Linked DNA regions of Homo sapiens: region 2 is linked to region 1. Evidence: chromatin loops called from intact Hi-C (ENCODE). Cell type or tissue: OCI-LY7. All regions are shown on one strand.

What was found. Hi-C counts contacts between places; a loop is a spot of excess contacts. Peaks named below come from ENCODE experiments on the same cell type or tissue, not always from the same donor. Only the 100,000 strongest peaks of a DNase experiment are listed, where the experiment ranks them.
Region 2: it touches region 1 in a loop (3-fold over the local background); 11 of 110 quality-filtered maps call a loop at or near these places.

Annotation. Positions count from the first base shown.
Region 1 is chr12:96,326,805-96,329,304 of GRCh38, forward strand. All of the region lies in intron 2 of CDK17 (cyclin dependent kinase 17), which reads right to left. Among named protein-coding and RNA genes, the nearest start is that of CDK17, 72 kb to the right of the region's middle. In OCI-LY7, a CTCF peak has its summit at 1,323 (motif pointing left); DNase peaks (open chromatin) are centred at 297, 757 and 1,287; H3K4me3 peaks cover 1,155 bases; H3K27ac peaks cover 2,299 bases.
Region 2 is chr12:96,376,175-96,378,674 of GRCh38, forward strand. All of the region lies in intron 1 of CDK17 (cyclin dependent kinase 17), which reads right to left. Among named protein-coding and RNA genes, the nearest start is that of CDK17, 23 kb to the right of the region's middle. In OCI-LY7, no CTCF peak of the experiment used is centred here; DNase peaks (open chromatin) are centred at 1,467 and 1,937; H3K4me3 peaks cover 2,157 bases; H3K27ac peaks cover 2,390 bases.

The DNA of each region.
Region 1 (2,500 bases):
CGTGCGGGCAACAGTGGTACCAGGTGAGACCACAGAGGTAAGGAGGGAACAAGTCATTCAACACTTTATACTTCACCATAAAAGTTTGAATTTTATTCTCAGATTGGAAGCAGTTACGGTAGCTTTGAAGCAGGAGAGTGATATGATCTGATTCATGTTTCAAAAATATCACTGTGAAGGGTTAAAGATAGTAGGAGGTAAGGGGGTAGGGAAGACTACAAAAGGTAACACGAGAGATCTATTGTCATGATGAAACAGTTCTTAATCTTGATTGCAGTGGTTATACGAATCAACACAGGTGAGGACATGACACAGAACTATATTTAGACTTTATTCCAGTATCTGTTTCCTGGGTTCTATAGTTACATAAGATGGAACCAATGGTGGGGGGATTGGGAGAAGGGTACAAGTATGGGTCCTTTCTATATAATCTTTGTAACTTCCTTTATATTTGTAATTACTGAAAACAATTTTTTAAGATATCATCTTGGTTGCTGTTTGAAAAACAGGCAATAGGGAATCAACAGCAAAAGGAGGAGATTACTACAGTACCCTAAGTAACAAATGTTGGTGGCTTAGACTAGGGTGGCTGTACTGAAGATGGAGGGAAGCAGGCAGATTTAGGACATATTACAAAGGCAGAAGCAACAGGCCAGCAGACACGACTGCTAAATTAGTTTCACACACACTCCTACCACCCAGCTTTTAGTCAGCATTTATAGTAAAAACATCTATTCAAATATTTTTTTTTTCTTTTTTTCCAGGCAGGGTCTTGCTCTGTTGCACAGGCTGAAGTGCAGTGGTGCAGTCACAGCTCACTGCAGCCTCAACCACCTGGGCTCATGTGGTCCTCCCACTTCATCCTCCCCACCATAGCTGGGACTACAGGCACACACCATCACACCTGGCTAATTTGTGTCTTTTTGGTAGAGATGGGGTTTTGCTATGTTTCCCAGCTAGTCTCAAACTCCTGGGCTCAAGTGATCCTCCTCACCTCAGCCTCCCAAAGCACTGGGATTACAATGAGCCACCATGCCTAGCCCCAAAATATTTTTAAATCTTTACCAGATCAACTGTTAAACATATATGAAATATGATGTGTTAATGGACTATAACTGGAATTGTGTATCAGTCACATTGATCAGGGGTCCCCAACTCCTGGGTCACAGACCAGTACTGGTCCATGGCCTGTTAGGAACCAGGCCAAGAGGTGAGCAGTTGGCAAGTGAGCAAAGCTTCATCTGTATTTACAGCCACTCCCCATTGCTCACATTACTGCTTGAGCTCCACCTCCTGTCAGATCAGTGGTGGCACTGATTCTCATAGGAGTACTAACGCTGTTGTGAACTGTGCATGCGAGGGATCTAGGTTGCATGCTCCTTATGATAATCTAACGCCTGATAATCTGTCACTGTCTCCCATCACCTTCAGATGGGACCATCTAGTTGTAGGAAGACAAGGGCAGGGCTCTTACTGATTGTACATTATGGTGAGTTATGTAATTATTTCATTATATATTACAATATAATAATAATAGAAATAAAAGGCAAAATAAATATACTATGCTTGAATCATCCTGAAACCATTCCCCCAACCTCAGTCTGTGAAAAAACTGTCTTCCACAAAACTGGTCCCTGATGCCAGAAAGGTTGGGGACCACTGATACAGATGACTATCATAATCATGAGTTTCTAAGTTATTTATGTGGTAAAAAATAGGAAGCTACAATGGTGGGGGTTGGGGGCAGGGAGGAGACAACAGTAAAGTAAAGGAGAGAAAAGAATTGGGGACAATGCCTAGATTTTTAGTTTTAGTAACTGGTTAAGTGAGCAAAGTTTGAGTAGAGGCAGATTTTGGAGAAAGGAAATCAAGAATTCTGATTTGGTCATGTGAAGTCTAAGATTCCCATTACACATCCATGTGGAGAAGACAAGAAGGCATTTAAATATGAATCTAGAGATCCAGATGAAGATCCTAACTGGAGATTCAGACTTAGGAGTAGTCAACATATATATGGTAGTTGAAATTGTAGGGTTGGAGGAGGTCACCCAAGGAGAGGGTATAGACAGAGAAGAGATTGCGGCCCATGAGAGAGCCACAATAAAATACAATAAAATATTCTAACACTTCCAGAACTTGAAACTAATTAGCTGGCCAATTCAATAAGATAATAACACTCTGTATTTTAAAAAGTAATGGAAACCTTGGCGACAATATGCTAAGGGAAATAAGTCAGACACAAAAGGACAAATATTATATGGTTCCACTCATATGAGGTACCTAGAATAGGCAAATTCATAGACAGTAGAATGGTGGTTACCAGGGGCTGGGGAGAGGAGGGAATGTGGAGGTATTGTTTAATGGGTACAGAGTTTCAGTTTGGGATGATGAAAAAGTTATAGACATGGGTAGCAGTGATGGTTACGCAATGTAAATAGACACGTATTTAATGCTGCTGAACTGTATACTATAAAATGTTAAACTTTGTATTATATATATT
Region 2 (2,500 bases), 49 kb after region 1:
ATTTCAGGAACTTCCCAAAAAACCCATATAAACCAACATCAGACTATTCAATTTTTCAATAAATAGTAGCAAATGATTGTTCACTTTCTAAGACACTGAAAAAGCTTACCTCAAAACTCTTACCTTGGTATGTCTGTCCAATCAAACTATTATATCATGATCCTCACCTAATTCTAATAAAGCTTTGAAATACTTAAACCAGACTCCAAAACATCAATAATAAACACTCCAACTTTGATGTTCCTTTCTGGTTTGCCATTCTTATCAACACCCACATGGCCCCCTACAAATGCTTATAAGCAATATACTCAACAGATAATTTTTGGTGGTATTTTCCAGCAGCCAAAATTCCGCAGTACCACCAGACAGCTTCCCAAATGTCTGTTACAAGCTCAGTTCAGTGACACTAGTCTCATCACAAGCAATGTGGGGAAAATATTAATACTGTTATAAAAGGTTAAGATAAATCATCACCCTATATTAGGCAGTATCCACTGACACTACTGGCCAGTTTCTTAATGAGTTAAAACAGCAAACTGGCCTACTAATTAAACTTCTGAAGATTATAAAATAGAGTTTAGTAATCAGAGGACCATAAAACCAGTAGGAGTTCTAAGGAAGATGAGAAACAGATCACAGACAGGTTTAATAATCTAAAAAGGAATCCTATAAGAAACAGGATAAGGAAAAAACCAATTGATACATGAATAATCCACAATACTGATAATCAGTAGAAAAAATACTACAAAATATACAATTTAACAGTGAAAAGAAACTCTAAAGGAGTTTCCATTTACTATAATAATCATGATCAGTAATCAGAAAGTTGAGACTTCTTACTGAGAGTAAATGCCTAAGTATTTCTTTTACTATAAGTCATCTGAATCACCTATATGGCCACAACCATGCTGATGCAGGTATAACCAGAAAGCAAGGGGTAAGCATTTAAAATGCCTCAAAGATTGAGAGGAACTGAAGGATCCAAATTTTAAAATCCAAATGTGAAAAACACAACCACAAGTATTAGAAGAAAATGTGGATGAACTTCCTTATAACCTTGGAATGGTGAAGACTTTTCTAAATATATTTCAAAATCCAAAAACATAAAAGAAAAAATTACTTCACCATATAAAAGTCGAAAGTTATGCATGAAAAAACATAATCTAAAATATACATATTTGCAACCCACATCACAAATAAAGGGCTAATCTCCCAACAGAAAATTCCTGAAAACAAAGACCAATGACCTAAGAGAAAAATAAAGGACATGAGAATTCAAAGAAGGGAAAAAACGTAAAATGCCCCTTAAACATATGAAAAAATGTCCAATGTCATTGATAATGAGAAAAATACAATAACCTGAGTTAAACCAGTTCTCATCTATCAAATGCAAAACTCAAAAAGTCTGACAACACATTCAGTTGCTGAGGTTATGGGAAACAGGCCTGTTGCACATTTAGGTGGTAGTACAAAATGGCAATCTGGCAGCATCAGAATTACAGAAGCAGTTTTTTTTTTTCGTTTTTTTTTTTTTTTTGAGATGGAGTCTCGCTCTGTCGCCCAGGCTGGAGTGCAGTGGTGCGATCTCGGCTCACTGCAAGCTCCCCCTCCCGGGTTCACGCCATTCTCCTGCCTCAGCCTCCCAAGTAGCTGAGACTACAGGCGCCCGCCACTACGCCCAGCTAATTTTTTGTATTTTTAGTAGAGACAGGGTTTCACCGTGTTAGCCAGGATGGTCTTGATCTCCTGACCTCGTGATCCGCCCACCTTGGCCTCCCAAAGTGCTGGGATTACAGGCGTGAGCCACTGCGCCCGGCCCAGAAGCAGTTTTTTAAAAGTGAACTTTTAGTATCGTTTTAGATTTACAGAAAAATAGTAAAGAGTTCCCTTAAACCACACACTCAGTTTCCGCTAGTAAGATCTTACATTAGTATGGTACTTATTGGCAGGAAGTCACCTCATGTAGCTCACACTTGAAAGGTGGGGAGTTGTATTATACTTCCTTGAGGGCTGTGTATCTAATTATGCACAGATTTGTCTATTCTTCCCCCATTTATTTATTTAGTCAGTCATTTACTTCTATCAGCATGAACTCATGGATATTATTTTATACTTTGGGTTATAATTCAATATTACTTTTTTGTTGCTCAAATTATTCCAGTATTGGCTACTGGGAACTCTTTCAGTTGGCTGTGTCCCTTTGACATAACTCATTCGTGTTTTTGTTTGAATAGTTCCTTCCTTTCCAGCACTACAAGATACTCCAGGTTGATCTTACAGTTTTATTAGCTGCCCCAGTCCTAGAATCAGCCATTTCTCCACAAAGGCCTGGTTCCTTTTACTGGAGAATGGTGTTAGAAACCAAGATCTGGGCACCAGGTGTGCTCACTGCTACAGGGATATTGTTGCTTCTAGGTTCTCTCAGCTGACAGTGGAAGAAAATACTTGACCTAAAGATCTACAATTGCTTGTTCAAATAGAAAATGTTACATGTATATTG